Linked DNA regions of Mus musculus: region 2 is linked to region 1. The links are chromatin loops, found by intact Hi-C in ENCODE. Cell type or tissue: heart. All regions are shown on one strand. Each heading gives the region's core, and the rest is flanking DNA. Links, peaks and the distances in the headings are about the cores only.

Region 1 (8,341 bases), core at 212-8,211:
GCAAACCTTGCAGTCTGTTCTGCACAGTGCTCTTTCCTCAGACCAGATAGAAACATTTAAATAGCGCACTTCTCTTTCACTGACACTTTTGTGTAGTTGCTCATGATTATTGGGTTCAGCTATACCTTCTTTTAAGGGAAGTGTATTTAAGACAATACCTCTGCAAACCGAAGCAAAGCAAACTGAATGGGCTTCCTGGGTCTCCAGGCTGTTAGAGCTCATAGATGGATCTGATTCTCTGCTCTCTAGGCAAGGACTTTCTTCAAGTATATTGTAGTTATCGGAATAAAGGTTGAGAACAATGTTTTTCCTTGAATAATTCTAGGTAGATTGGTTACCCAAATGACGCTTGGAAAAAAATAACAAAACAAAAACAAAAACCAAAAAGGAAAAAAAAAATGCTGTGTAAGAGTGATAGAGCACAGGGTTCTGGCTTTGCTTTTGAGGACTGTGATGGGGGCAGGGGGTGGGGTGTCTCTCTGAGTCCTATAGAAATAAATAAAGGTAACTAACTGTACATAGCCCTGGCTGTTAGGAAGCACACTGCTGGTGAAGTAGACCCGAGTGCTGAGTGCTGTGTGTTAAAGCCACTACAGAAATCACTGAGTCCTGTCCCCACAGAAAGTCTGAGCCGCCCAAGGTCACAGTTCATAGTTTAAAAACTGACTTGTGCTAATCATATGGTTACATCTGAATTGCAATTACTTAGTGATAGTGACATTTGACTTCATATATATGTTTCATTTACAGTTTTCTATGGAAAATGGTATTGTCAAAAATCAGACAGTAATGGCAATTTATTGAAAATACTTAGATGAAATGAATTTACTGAAAAGAAACAATCCCATGTATATTTTGTTTGTGCTTTAGCAACAGAAATATGATTTTAAAAGTGTATCATTTTTGGTAAAGAGATTCCTTCAGGCTGGCTGTGGTGAGAGCCAGTGTGGTTGTTTTTCTTTTGCTGTCCTGACATGTCCACTGTAATAGGAACTTGATGTGGTGTTCAGAGTACCTTATCAGAGAATTGATACTTAATGTAGAAGAAAGTGCTGTGTAGAGTAATCTATAATTCTACATTGATTTGGTGGAAAAGTCCCCATGCTTGAAATTTCTAAGAGAACAAAACTAATGTACACTTTTTGGAGTTTTAATATCTAATTGTTAGGTTGGGAACTTTTGTCCTTCCAATGATGTCGGTCCTCAAGATCTCTAAGCAGGTCATGTTTTAGATAAAAAGTATTGGCCATTACTAAGCCCTGTTGTAGCTACACAAAAATAGAATGCCTGCTATGTAGAGCAAAAATGACCATGTGAGTTCCTGAAAACTATTTTACATTGTTGGTCGCTATAGTGAAACTAGAAATCTCAGTGTGCATTGCAGAATGCTGAGTCATGACTTTTGTCTCTCTGGTCACTCCTCACCAGCTCACTGTGCACTCAATGTCCCCTTACTTCCAAGCCCCATGGCAGGGATGATTGATCCCCTGGCAATCTTCACTTGCAGTTTATTTCTGCTTTTGATTATACACTTCTTGAAGACAACGGCCAGGTGTGTATGATGAGGCTTTCTGCACAGAGGTCCCTTGTGAGTCTAAGTGTTTATGCCGAATCGCTCATGATCTTGCAGGGTGTCTCTCTTCAGATCTCAGGCCAATGTCTTTGGCTGTTGTTCTCCATGTTTGTTATAGAAATGATCCCCATTGCTGAGGATCCCATCCTCAAGCTCCCAAAGGAGAGAGTTTATAGACTCGTGCAAGGTTTCAGTGCCAGAGTGCTTGAAACTGAATTGAAATAAATAGGTAAAATATTAGCTTTAAACAAGAAGTAAAGCAATTCATGGTGAATAGTGCATTGAAAATACTGGTGTGAATTCTAGTTAATGATTATAGCTTGTAGAAATCTATTGACAGCTGGTCCATGTAGTAATCTGACACTATGCTGCCTAACATTGGCACATAGCATATTTAATATTATGGCCTTATGGGAGGTATTCTTTTCAGTTTTGCCTGTTCAAACAAAACTTACAACATTGTTTAATGTTTTCTCCTTGATCAAACACTACTGCCCTGCCAGTAAGGAAATTAAGACACAAGTTCTGCTGTCCCACACTAGTGAGGACGCAGAAACATCACCAGGCAATTGCAATGCCATGCGGTAAATTCTGTAATACACAGCAAGATTAGAGTAATAACAGATGCACCTCGATGGATATGTTTCACCCTGTGTTTTATTCAACCTCATCTACGTGTCTGATGTTATTAGAGGGTACACTTGTACTGTAATAATGTCTACCTAAGTTATAATTTTCATAGGTGACTTTTTAGCCTTCCTTTGCATCCCTTCCGAAGGCGTAGAAGATATTTTAATACCCCCGATTTATAACTGAGATGAGAATGCACACCAAGTTAAAGAGTGAGAATGATTTAACGCACCTTGGTCCTCTTTCCAATCTTCTTTTTTCTGTGGAGTTTCCAGCATAGGCTTGACTCAGACATGCGTGGGCTTCAGTGAAAGCTTTGTAGAGATTGAGTGTTCAAATTCTGTCCCTTTGTAAAATTCTCATTTCTTACACTTCATTTCAAATGACCTAAATTAAAAATGAAGTCTTATTAGGTCCTAAAAAGAAAAAAATTCAAATTGTCTCACATTTTTATTTTTTAAAGATTTATATTTATATTTTAATTTTTTGACAGACAGAGGTATGCATGAACCTTTGCAGGTCAAAAAACAAAACAAAACAACATTGGATCCCCTGGGACTCGAGTTACACGTGATTGGGAGCTGACAACTGAAGGCCAATCCTCTGCACCCTCTTCCCTAGTTTTGTTTAAAGATTCTAAAATATTTATATCATTCTTACAGTTCATGATAAAACAACACTTTATGGTCTTCCCTGTCTGTAAGGGTCTTTGAGATCAATAATATGAGGGGAGTAAGAATTGAAAAGAAAGTGAGATTTTCACCTTTGGTGACTAATGTGGTTGCATTTTTATCAGATCCCAAGTCAGCAGACAGCTCAGCTCTTTGAGAGATTCACCTACGATCAGTGTTGCTTTCCCTGCGACAAGTAGTTATGGATCTCTACCAAAATATTTCCTGAGAGAGACGCACCACAACAGGCCCAGATACAAAGGCTTTATGGAGACCTTCACCAAGTCAGCTTTCAGGGCAGTACTTTGATTTGTTGGATTAACTTCCCAATATCCCCTCAGTTTATCTCCACGAAGGGTGATATGGAAGATCATTAGTGTTTGGAATTTGGCTTCCTCTTTTAAATGTTCAGGCATCTTCATGCTTGGGTAAGCATCAAGTACAAGCCTGTGTTGATTTACTAAGTGAGAGGTGGAGGATCATAATGTCTATGGAAGCCTCTTTTTCATCATTTCATCCAGAATATTATAATAGCTTGAATATTAGTTTTTCCAAGGGTGAAGCACGTAAGAAATCCAAGTTTAAGTGGACTTCAAAGAAGACTTAAAGCAACATAATTAATTAGCATGTATTAATGATTCAACATTTAAAACTTTGCTGAAACTTCCTCTCGGTGGGACATATCTGGCCTGTAAATGTTTGTCTTACGAGTATCCTTCAGCAAGTGCATCAACATTGACAATGGGATGACATTTGAGTTCATTGGTAAAAACCTAAGTCACATGGATCCTGAGCTGCTGTGTGGTGTTAGAGAGCCCCCTGCTGCTTGTGGAGGTGATGCCTAACTTGCCTGGTTACTAACCACCCTGCCTGCCAGCCCAATATAAGGAGTTAAAGGCTACCTCACTTCAGACCTGTGTGGGTTGTATATCTGAATTTATTATTTATTGATGATATAGCCTGTATTTGATAGTAACAAACTTGAAAGAAAAACAGACCTATTCTCACTGCGTGGTGACTTCCTTACCTGTAGAGCAGAAATGTTTGCCAATTACTCATATAAAGAAGGTAATTTGGCCAGACATAGTGGTACATACCTTTAACCCCAGCACTTGGGAGGTAGAGACAGGAGGGTCTCTGTGAGCTCAAGGCCACCCTGGTCTGCATACTGAGCTCCAGGACAGACAGAGATAATAATGAGATCTTTTGGCCCTTTCTCAAAAAAAAAAAAAAAAAAAAAAAAAAAAAAAAAAAAAAAACTCCTGAAGGATGTTGTTTTTCAGCATTTAGTGGTTGGGGTTGTACAAGTACAAGGACTTGAGTCAGGAACCTCGGCACTTGTGTTAAAAGCAGGGCATGGCTGTGTGTGCATGTAACTCAATCTCTGAGTGACAAAGACTGCAAGTTCTGAGAGCTTGATGGCCAACCAGCTTAACTGAAAATAACCACCTATGAGATCAGTGAGAAACTCCATCTCAAAACAATAAGGCAGAGAGCACTGTTGATTTCTCATGATACCTGCTGTGTCCTATACTACGACTTCCACAATCATGCACACACTCACACTTAGCCCCTCTTTCTGTCTCTTTCTGCCTCTGTCTCTCTTTTCTTTCTGTCTCAGTATCTCCTTTCTCTCTATCTCTGTATCTGTCTCTCTGTCTTTCTTTCTGTTTCTCCTTTCTCTCTATCTCTGTCTCTCTCTCTATCACACACAAACACACACACACTCACACACACACACAAAACATCAAACTAAATTCCTTGGAACACAATATCTTTTCACCTGTTTCATTCCTGTGCACATATGTTCCCTTGTGGCAATGAGAATCAACTGCCAATAGTCTGTATTATATGGAAACTTCTTAATGACCTACTAGCCTTCCCTTAAGAAGAACTAGAAAAAAGTTAAAGGAACTAAAAATAACTTTCAGTCAGATTTATTGATATAACACTTTTTGTTGTTTTGTTTTTGTTTTTTGAGACATGGTTTCTCTGTATAGCCCTGGCTGTCCTGGAACTCACTTTGTAGACCAGGCTGGCCTCAAACTCAGAAATCCGCCTGCCTTTGCTTCCTGAGTGCTGGGATTAAAGGTGTGTGCCACCACACCCGGCAGATATAACACTTTCATGTCACACATTTTGCCCATTTAGAGCATGTGACTCAATAGCTTTCAGCATATTCATAGAATTGTGCATCAACTGTTGACATTTTCATCACCTAGATAGAGACCCACTATTTAGCTTTCAGTATCATCTCCTTGCTAGGTGCTCTCTCATACCCTTGTTTCTGTGGACCTCTCTTCTCTGGTATATAAACAGAATGGTACGGCTATATCACATGTAGCATCATATTATTGACTTCTTTCCCTTTTCTGTTTTCAAACTTTATCCACATTATGTATGGCATGTACCAGTTCTTAGTTCCTTTTATGGCTGAATATTATTCTGATATAAGTATATCAAATTTTGGTAATCCATTCTATAGTTCATGGACCTTTCCTCCTTTTTTCATAATGTTTAAATACTTAATTGTTTTTGGTTTTTTGGTTTTATTATTTGACAGTTTCATATATTTGAATAAGGAATTTTACTCATATGCAGAAGTAGCATTGGAGAACTCTGAAAATATAGTCTCCACTTTAGGACCAAAAAGATCCTTAGGGGTTTTCTAAATCTCTTTTTATTTCCCATGTGGCTAAACTCAAACTCGGGTAAACAAAATAGTTGCCTAGTCAAGGACATAAAAACATAAAACATATGCAAAATTCCTACTGAGAAATAAAAATAAAAACCATTTATATATAAAAATGATCATCATGGGGTGTGTGTGGGGGGGAGGGTGATTAACAGCAGAATTAAGGGAGAAGACATTGTTACCCAAAAGAAAAAATCCACTAAGCAGTAAAGGGAAGTGACCTGCTCAACCTGTTTCCAGAAGCTTGGAGGTCTGTAAGATAGACACTGTACTAGAGACTGAAAGTAACTCTATGGCCATAGATGACCCCTGTGTCATGATCATTATACACTTGAACTGAAAAGACCATAGGCAATATTAGTAGAAACATCAAACATTATTCTCCACATAATTCCAAAAGGTTTCCATTACAAATGGCAGAAATATTTATACCAAAATATTGTAAATAATGTATTCAGTTAATTGTTACATGCATATATCGTTACAAAGGAAACACATTAGGAAGGTTACCTCTATTAGAATACTCCAATATTTTCCCTAGGCAGGTTTTAGTGCATTTCCTGTAACTATTATAACTGTCAACTTAGAAAAAACAAAAGTACTATTTTATATGCTTATCAAAATTTGAGGTTCTCTTCTAGTTCTTTATATGTTATATGATAATAATGGGTGAGCTTGTTTTATAGCCATCTGGAACTATTTCTACCTTGTTGTGTTATAACATAAGGAAGACTTGTTCAAAAGAGCTAATGCATGTGGGGGAGTACTTAGTCTAAGTACTTCCATTCATTGTAATGGAAACCTTTCAGAACTATGTGGAGAACAACTCCTCTCATTCCTAGTATAGGAGCACTGTTTTGTAGTGGGAAAAGCTCTTCATCATCAACATGAGTAATCAGCTAGAGACTTGGAGAGGCTTAGGAGCTGGGTTCCATTCGGACTTCATTTATTCTCTTCAATAGACACACCAAAATGGGACTCCTAATTCTAAATTGTATGACATGTTTTCAGAGTGCACAACCTGGTAGGTTCACTGGAGGACATTGCAGCATTCACTTTACGCATGAGGATGGCAGGTGAGCTTTATTGGAACCTAGTATACATTCATACACTTTAAAAGTTCTGAGTGACTCTCTTGACCTATGTGATTTTTTTCTGGCACAGATTTGCCTGTATGTCTTCACATTTAATATTCCTTCCAAATTCCACATTGTCACCTTGAGACTACACTCTAAAACCAGTTTGGCCTCCTTCATTGACAGCAGATTTATAATTAGTATTGCCAAACTAGCAAATACTGTATCCCAGGAACAAAAACAACCATTTCTCTGCACGTTTTAAGATCAAATACTTTATAATCTCATACAAATCTTCCCAAACACAAGTTGTTTTAGTCTCAACTTGAAAAAGATGTGTTAGTGGGAAGAGTGGGCCTGGTCAACTGTAGTTAAAAGATAAGTGGCATCCTCAGAGGGTTGTGTGGTGTTTTTGGTTTTTTGTTTTTTAAGTTGGAGCACCTATGTAATTAAATAGGAATAGAGAGTGGGAGGGGTTGGGAGTTGAGAGTGAAAGTTCCTAAGGCCTGGGCTTCGGAAAGCATAAAATAGAAATAAAGAATAAAACTCAGAAAATAGCTTTACCAAGAACTAACATGAAGAGCTAGATAGACTTGGTCATGTCACACGGAATGAATGGAGCTAACACAAAGGACAAATGGTTTTGCAAAGGCAGTAAGCAAAATGGGGACACAAAAAAAGTTACTGCACTGTCAATGTGAAATTGAGCCCTGAAACCAAGTTAGGAACCAGACTCTGGCCAGAACACACCACTCACACCATCACACACTGCACAGACCACTCACATACATACACACACTGCACAGACCACTCACACCTTCACACACTGCACCCACTACTCACACCCTCACACACTGCACAGACCACCCACACCATCACACACTGCACCCACTACTCACACCCTCACACACTGCACAGACCTCCCAAACCATCACACACTGCACAGATCAATCACACCCTCACACACTGCACAGACCATTCACACACTCACACATTGCACAGACCATTCACACCATCATGCACTGCATAGACCACCCACACCATCACACACTGCAAAGACCACCCACACCATCACACACTGCACAGACCAATCACACCCTCACACACTGCACAGACGATTCACACACTCACACACTGCACAAACCACCCACACCATCACACACTGCACAGACCAATTATACCCTCACATACAGAGCAAACAATTCACACTCTCACATACTGAGCAGACCACTCATACCCTCACACACTGCACAGATCACTTACACACTGTGATGTTTTTCTAAGTGACTTTTATTCACTTTCATCTTGTTCACTTAACAAACATCCACGTGCCCCTCTCCCATTGGTGTCTGGGGCCACTGTGCTAGGCCACTGCTGCTTACAGTGCTACTCCCATCAGCACTATGTTGCTTCCCATTGCTTCCCGAGGCCTCCAAATCCCATTGTCTTTCCACTGTGGGAGTAGTTCGTCTTCTACCCACCCTCTTCCCCTCTAGTGCCTATGTGGCCATTGGAATTCAGTGTGGCTTCTTTCACGAGTTTCACCAAACCCATTAGGGTACACAGTGCTACAGAGATCAAATGTTAGAGACAGACAAGGACAGACAGCATCTGAGCTTTCACAGCTTTTCGGTCTTCCTTGGATGTGTTTATATCATTTGACTGTGATTGATTCAAGTCATCGCTGCTACTTTCC
Region 2 (8,341 bases), core at 13-8,012, 91 kb after region 1:
AGTATTGCGCTTGCAATTCTTTGTAAGTTAAAGACTCAGAGTGAAAGAATAAAAATGGCTCCGATACCCTTTACAGCAGTCTGTCTAGTGGCTTCCTAGTTTTCAGTAGAGGCAACTGGATGTAGCAACCATCAGAGACATAAAAGGAGTGTCATACATTTAAACTTGATTTTCAGAAGAGATTTAATCTTTGGTAAGATGGTGTCGACAGTATGTGCATCACAGAATGCTGTGTGAAAGACTAATTGCAGTCTAAATTCTGTTCTGCTTTCATGGATGTTTCTTCCAGGACACTCACGTCCTCTGTGCTCTCCACCCCCACCCCCAGTGAGGCAAGGTGGAGTCCCTGCTGAGATCAGTACCCATGGGGTGTTTTCTCAGTGTCCATTTGGTTAAAGCAGTAGAGAGGAACAAAACTGTACCCCAAATGCTGAAGCTACTTAGGAGAATCTAGAATGTTTTAATTTCCTTCATTGATATAATTTTGTTCAGTTGACCCTAAAATGCTCTAAAGAGAACATTCAAATTAAAAAAAAAAAAAAACAGAAGGAAGGAAGGGAGGGAGGGAAGGAGGGAGGGAGGGAGGGAGGAAGGAAGGAAGGAAGGAAGGAAGGAAGGAAGGAAGGAAGGAAGGAAAAGAAAAGAAAAAAGAAAAAGAAGCCAATATGTTTTCAAATTGCTCCACCAGCATGGCTACAAATGCTAGCCAACATGGGATGTTCCAAATAAGGGTAATATGCACATACCCAACACTGTACATATCACTGGCAGTGGTCCATGATTATAACACATGTATGAATATAAACGAAGGCCAGAATTGTAGATACACATTCATGTGTATGTGAAGGGAAAGTCTATGTGCATTGACAATTCCATATTATTTTGAAGGTTCATGGTTCCCAGAATGGTGCCAGCCAGGGTCAAGTGCATGGCCCAAGCAATCAGTTTGTTGGCACGTTGTTGAAGCATGAAAAAAAAAATACACAGAAATGGGTAAAATGTCACTAATATGGGCCCCAGAACAATACTTACATGAAATATAATCAGAAAAATATTTAAATTACCAATGTCCTTTAAAAAGAGAAATTGAATTCAAACCATTGTGTACATTTTTTTTTACACATGACTGCATTTTGTATTTAAAAAATAAATTATTTTTAACTGTAGAAGCTCTGAAGTTTGTGTCAGCATCATGTGACTACACTGCTGATGGGGTGTGACCTTTCCCTTCTTGTAGGATCCAATGCTGGCTCATTTGCATCCCTCCGAAGCCTCAGGAGGATTAGGTTTTTGTTCTGTCTCCAGAGAAGGAAGGGCCCTACAAGGAGAGGCAAATTGTGCACACGAGTGTGGTAGTCAGTGCAGAAACTGGAAAAGCAGGTGGTCCTTTCTACCAGCTGCCTTTAGACTATTCGAAATAGCTGAAGGGGTGCAGAAGCGAAGCAAATTCTGCTTAAGGAGAATTCTCTTTAGTTAAGTACCTTTCCAAAGTCTACTCGGCCACCTTGGGTACAGAGTTTAGGCATTTACTGTTCTAAAATTAAACAGGGACAATCAAAAGTTTGGAGAACATGCATTGCATCTGTGCGAACACCTCAGCTTTCTGAGTCACCTGGCAGGCCAAGTGCCACACAGCTGCCTGAAGGGAAGTCTCAATTGTAGGCACAGGACTGTCCTCCTGTGGCTGAGGGAACACAGGACTCCAGGGGTAAAAGGCATGGGAGTAAGACTCATACTGCTCATGTGGTATATACTTCGAGTGAGTAAAATGACCTCGGTGGAAAGACCTTGTTCTACTGTGAAAATATGAGTGACTTTCAGAGTACAGCGATGATATTTAGTTCCATTATTCCAAAACTGAAGCCCACCTGAAGTACTTTAGTTGTTCTTCAATGGAAGCAAAGTAATAAACTTGGAAAAAATGATAGGTAGTATTTAGTTACCCCGATTCCTTCAATATTTTGAAGTTGCTTTGTGTATGCATTCATGCATTACATATGGTATATACATGTAAGTATAACAATGAAGGATGCCAGAGCAGGACAGGCTTCCTATCATTCTCCACTTTATTGCCTTCAGACAAGGACTCTCTAAATGAACTGCAAGCTCAACCGCCAGGGACTTTTTGATATCTGCCTGCTGTTTCCTCTCCTAGTGCTGGGGTTAGAGGGAGCACAGCCATTCCCAGATGTTATGTAAGAGATGGAGATCCAAACTCAGATGGTCGTGCTTTCAGAGCAAGCTGTGTACCCACAGAGCAGATGCTGATCCTTCTGACGAAGCCAAAAAGTTAAGTGAGCTCAAATTCACACAGGTCTACCGCTTGTGTCAAAGACTGGACGCATTCTGGATGTTCGCCTCGCCCTCTGCCCTGGCCATGTAGTGCTTGCGCTTCACAAAGCTGGTGGCCCAAACAGAATGTTGCAATGTGACCTGCCCATGGTGGGAGGGCTCACTGGGGAAGGGAAGTGAGACCTAAATGGCTTCATCATTGCTTTTCTGGGATGGATTCAGCATCTTGTAAGACAAAATTTACCAGTGTTATCTCTAAGCTATGTCAGCTTGCCAAGGCTGAACTTACACAGTAGAATCTTATACCCACTAAGCCAAATCAGAACTCCCTAGTGCATTTCAGAGCCCTGGCATGCAGACAGGGGGTATTTGGCAGGACCGGAGGTGCTGAAAGCTCGGTTCTCACTTTCCTCTCCAGCTACACGGCTTATTACCACGGGGGGGGGGGGGGAGCATTGCAGAAAACATGGTGAGAAGCAAATCCCTTGGACCACTCAGATTCCCAGCAGAGCCCATGTATGTTTAAGTCATATGTTGCCATAAATTCTGAAGTTCTCAAAAGCCATTCAAAAACATGAATCAATCTTTAGACCCTCCTTCTGGGCATGATTACTACATGATAAGACATTTTTGAGACACTGATATTTTTCTTTAGCTGGTACTTCTGAAACACTGACAATCCCTGTGTATAATAGGCGCGGTGAGGAAGGCGAGAGAGTACTCCTCACACCAGAACAAACATGTGGCTGAGCTACTAGAAGGCCACCTCAGTGAGGACTTTGGGATGAGTATTGTAGCTCAGAAAGGGCTGTAGGGTTCAGGTCTCGGGACAGGCCTGTCATTAATGCTTGCTCTCTGCCATGCTGCTTGTCTAGCCTTCGGAAGGGTGCAGAGCACGCTGTGCATCTATAGAAATGACCAGTTCCACAACTAAACTCTGAGTAACAAAAAACGACCCACTTGACAACAGCCAGAAACAGAATGCCTACAGGTGCTTCAAGGCCCCACTACATGATCTGGGTACAGGATTTATCCTCCCAGAGCCTCCGTTTCATTGTATGAAAAAAAAAATGATTGCATTTCTTGCTTTATAGGTTGTTGTAGGCTCAGTGTTGTGTCTGCATTGAAATAAAGTGTTTTTGTAGTTCAGCAACACATTCTGAAGTCTTTCAGAACAGGCATTGTACTTTCCACGATCACTCACCATGCCATTCCCCATCACCCTCTCCTTTCTTGTTTGTATATGTTAGAAAAACAATATTACTCCAACACTCTAAGTATGGGTCAGTGTGGAGGAACACGTTCAGTTATGTTTGTGTGTGCTATGTGTGTGTTATTCATGTGTGTTTGTGGGGTGAATGTTTGTGCATATACATATGTGTTGTATTATGTGGGTGGGTGTACATGTGTGTGTTGTACATGTGTATTGTATGTATTTATATTGTGTGTGTGTGTGTGTGTGTGTGCATGTGTCTGTAGGCCAGAAGTCTACCCTAGGATGTAAAGATAAGCAAGATTTTATGGAAACAGTTAACCAATTCAGTTGGAGGAAAAAACATATCATGTCTATCACTATTTTCAAACATCCTGGCTGCTTTCTCAGAAGGATTACTGCTTGCTAAATGACCTCTCTGAGCAGGAGAAACCTTCTAAGTTTCTCCCTAAAGTCTTTGGGAGGTCCAGAACTGATCAGACACATCAACAGTTCAGAATGAACTGGGATGGTCTCTGAGATCAATGTGGAAACAAATGCCTAAGTCCAGTGGTGTGAAGAAGGCAAGGAGGAACCTTCCAATGAGTTTCTGGATGACTTAGATGCCCTGAAGTTTATTTCGGGAAATATTTTTAAATTAAAAGCTAACTGCCCCCGAAGGAGGGGTAGTTTGCTAAAATTTTGCCAAGCTGTTAAGGAGCATCCCAAATCCCACAACCTGTGGCCAGGGCTAAGTAGAGGAAGGCACATGGGGTCCTCCACTCTTTCACCCTACGAAGGAAGAACCAGATGAAGACCATGCCTGCCTGAGGCTAGCACCAGGGAAGCTTTCAGATTCAAATCATTCCACAATCTTGTCCCTTCCCACCCCTAACACTACCGCAGACATCAGTACACCCAGGTCTCTACTCTGAACATTCTGACAGTGACTTGAACTTGAGAGTCCTTCAATTCAGGGACAAAAGGTTAAGAGATCTATTTTTAACAAGCAGCTTTGGCAGTGTCCTGCCAGCCCTGCAGGACCTGCAGCCAGAACCTACTTGGCCCTGGCTCTTGGCTTTTATCCTGGAGAACACGGGCCACTGAGGAGCCAATAGGGACCAGGCTTATTTACAAATCTGCTTTTGCTATCTTCCTCCTAATCTGAAAGAAAAGGGGACCACAAAAGACCAGTCTGGTTATTAGGGTCTGGCTCCATTTTAAGTCTTACTTAAGTTTGTCAGGAAGTTTAACACCAGTGGGAACCAAATCCATAATTATCATAAATTGTACCTAACTCTCATGGGATTAGACTGAGGAAAATCAGCTTTCAAAAGATCTGAAGAGCATGTGATTCTGCACTGTGCCAAGCACCCAGTCATTCTGTTAGGAAAGAAAAAGAAGCTGACATCTGAGTTCCCTTTACTGGTGCTATAGGAAGAGTACACATCCTATTATTCTGGAAAAAGACAATGTGCAAGTGGGAAAGCTTGCAGGGACGAGTCTGGGGAGAGACCAGGCTTCACTCCACACCAGCATAGACAAGTCTGGGAAGAGACAAGGCCTCAGTCCACACAGACATGGAGGAGTCAGGAGAGAGACAACCTCAACCCACACCAGCATGCATGAGTCTGGAGGGAGGCGGGGCCCCAGCCCACACCAGCATGGGTGATTTTACCATCGCCTATTGTGCTGCAGGGTCTAGGATCTTTGTCCTCGAGGAAAGGCTAAGAGAGACAAACTGTCCACCCACACCCCACCAGAAGCCTAAAGCCAGAGACCAATGTCTGTGTACTCTTTACAGGGCTCCTCTTTTGTAAGGTTTAACTCTTTTTCCAAGAGCCTAGACTGGATTGGCTTGATGGTATGCCACTGTGTCACTCCCAAATGAACCCTGGTCAGTTTAACCTAAAGGGAAAAATCTTCACTTTTTCCTAAAGATACAGGGACCTGCTCTTTCATCCCTTGCAACAAAATAACAGAAGCAAAGACACACTATTCGATAATAACTCAATATTAATTATCTGCACTCCTCAATAAAGAGGCACAGGCACAGACTGGATCAGAAAACAGGATCCATCTTTTCACTGCCTCCCTCCAAGAAACACAGCTCATGACCAATGATATAACGGATACCATCTCATGGTCAAGGGATTGAAAAAAAAAAAAAAGATGATTCTAATGTCTGAATAGACATCAAACCAAAGTTATCCAGAAGAGATAAGGAAAGATACTTTACAGTTGTTAAAGGAAAAATCAGCAGACAGGATACTATGATTGTAAACATATATGTGCTGCACTGACTAGTTTTGGGTCAACGCAACACAACCTAGAGTCAACAGAGAGGATGGAGCCTTAACTGAGAAAATGTCTTCCTAAGATCTTTCCCTCCAAGTTGCTTTTGGTCACACTTTCACCGCAGCAATAGTAACCAAACTAAGACATTCCCTAAACAAAGGAGCATCTAATGGCATTAAAAAGGCATGTTTAGATTTAAAACAGCATGTTGACTCCAGCACAGTAATAGAGGGAGACTCCAATACCCACTCTCTCCAATAGACAGGTCATCTGGGGGAAAAAACAACAACTGAGAAACTCTAGATTTAAATGATAGCATAAAGCAAGTGACATTTACAGAACAGACATTTTCGGTCCAATCCACCTAAATGCTAAAACTGCACTTTCTCCTCATCAGACTATGGAACTTTCTCCAAAACTGACCATATATTAGGTCACAAGTCAAGTTAGAACAAATCCAGAAAATGTAAATAACAACCTGCATTGGATCTAACCACAGTGGAAGAAAGCCGAATATGAACAACAGAAAACAGCAGAATGTACACACACACTCATGGGCCTTAATAATACATTACTAAATGAAAATTGGGTCAAGGGAGAAGTGAAGAAGGAGACTAAACATTTCCTAGAATTGAATGAAAATGAAAACACAACAGACTGAAATCGGTGGCAAGACATAATAAAAATCAGGACTGAAATTAATAAAATAGAAATGAGAAAAACAATGCAGATAATGAGTAAGCGTTGGTCCTTTGAAAAGGTTAACAAGATTAACAAAGCTTAGGCAAATTAACTAAATGAATAAGACCAGAGATGAAAAAGGACACATGACAGCAGTGACTGAGGAAACTTGGGAAATTATAAGGACATACATTAAAAACTGATAGTCCACTAAACTGAAAAGTCTAAAAGAAATGAATTTTTAAATATTCATGCCCTACCAGAATTAAATTAAGAGGATGAAAAGAATTTAAATAGATTTATAACTACCAGTGAGAAACAATGATTGAAAAAACACCTAGCTGAAAAAAAATCCTAGGACTACATAGATACAGAACTGAATTCTACTAGTCCCTCAGAGAGAAACAACAATACTCCTCAAATTATTTCATACAATAGAAAGAAAAAGAACATTTTCAAATAATTTATATGATACCAGGATCAAAGTTAAAAAATTAAAAGAAGGAAAATATTGCCAGCATCTAAGGTGAATATACACAACACAAACACGCACGTACACACACACACACACACACACACACACCTCAATAAAAATACTTGCAAACTGAATTCAAGACCAAAGAAGATTTTCCACTATGAATATGTCAGCCTTATGCCCCCCAGAGATGCAGGGGTGGTTCAACATCTGTAAATCAGTAACTAAATCCACCATATAAACATAATCAGACAGAAAAAGCCCCAATTATCTCATTAGATTTAGAAAAGGCTTTTGACAAGATATGATATTCTCTCATGATAAACATCATGAGACTAGGGAAACAGGCAACATACCTCAATATAATATGGAACTACATGGCAAGTTTAGCCAATATCATGCTAATTAGAGAAAAATAAAAAAAACATTTCCACTAAAATCAGGACTAAGGCAAGGATGTTCACTCTCTCCAATTCTATTCAACATAATACAAGTCTTAGAGCAATAAGACAATGGAAGATGATTCAAACAGAAAAGAAAGAAGTCTAAGTATCTTTTAAAAGACTTTAAAAACTCTAACAGAGAACTACACCCACAAAGTACCACACTACAAAATGAACAGGCAAAACCCATACTCTTACTATATTCAAACAATAACCAATAGTCCCCCAAAGTATCTTGGATACTAAGGAACTGAAAGACTTATATAATAAAAAGAATTTGTAACATTGGAAAAAGAAATTGAAAAAGATACCAGCATGGATTAATAGGACAAAAGTCCAAAAAAAAAAAAAAAGAAAAAAAAAAACTGTTGGCGTTATCATCATCTGGTGTTAGGTTGTATTTCGGAGGCAGACTAAGAAACACAGCATGGTATTGTTATTTAAGACCAGACACATCAATCAGTGGACAAGAACTGAGGATGCAAACATGTTAAACCAAAACTAACACTAGAGACAACACAGTCTCTTCACCTTGTTCTGGTCAAGCGAGATAGCTGTAGGTAGAAGAATGAAACTGGATTATTACCTGACTCACATTAAATGTATCAAGGACCTCAACAAAGGACATAATATTATGGATCTGATAAATAAGAAATGAAATACTCAGCCAAGCAGTGGTGGCGCACGCCTTTAATCCCAGCACTTGGGAGGCAGAGGCAGGCAGATTTCTGAGTTCGAGGCCAGCCTGGTCTACAAAGTGAGTTCCAGGACAGCCAGGCTGTACAGAAAAACCCTGTCTCGAAAAGCAAAATGAAACAAAACAAAACAAAACAAAACAAAACAAGAAATGAAATACTCTTGAACTCACTGGCATAGGGCGGGGCTTTCTGAGTAAAACCAAAGAAGTGCAGGTATTAAGACCAACACTGACAAATTTGACCTCATGAGATTAACAGACAT

Evidence for each region. Hi-C counts contacts between places; a loop is a spot of excess contacts. Peaks named below come from ENCODE experiments on the same cell type or tissue, not always from the same donor. Only the 100,000 strongest peaks of a DNase experiment are listed, where the experiment ranks them.
Region 2: it touches region 1 in a loop (2.3-fold over the local background); 4 of 42 quality-filtered maps call a loop at or near these places.

The regions. Positions count from the first base shown.
Region 1 is chr6:59,015,887-59,024,227 of GRCm38, reverse strand. All of the region lies in intron 1 of Fam13a (family with sequence similarity 13, member A), which reads left to right. Gm52905 (a long non-coding RNA gene) reads right to left here and starts at 4,061. Exons shown (of 2, transcript XR_003956447.1): 1 at 2,436-4,061; 2 at 1-1,784. In heart, for the core only: a CTCF peak has its summit at 3,687 (motif pointing left); no DNase peak of the experiment used is centred there; H3K4me3 peaks cover 508 bases; H3K27ac peaks cover 436 bases.
Region 2 is chr6:58,924,277-58,932,617 of GRCm38, reverse strand. No RefSeq gene overlaps it. Among named protein-coding and RNA genes, the nearest start is that of Nap1l5, 21 kb to the right of the region's middle. In heart, for the core only: no CTCF peak of the experiment used is centred there; DNase peaks (open chromatin) are centred at 2,417, 2,627 and 4,537; H3K27ac peaks cover 253 bases.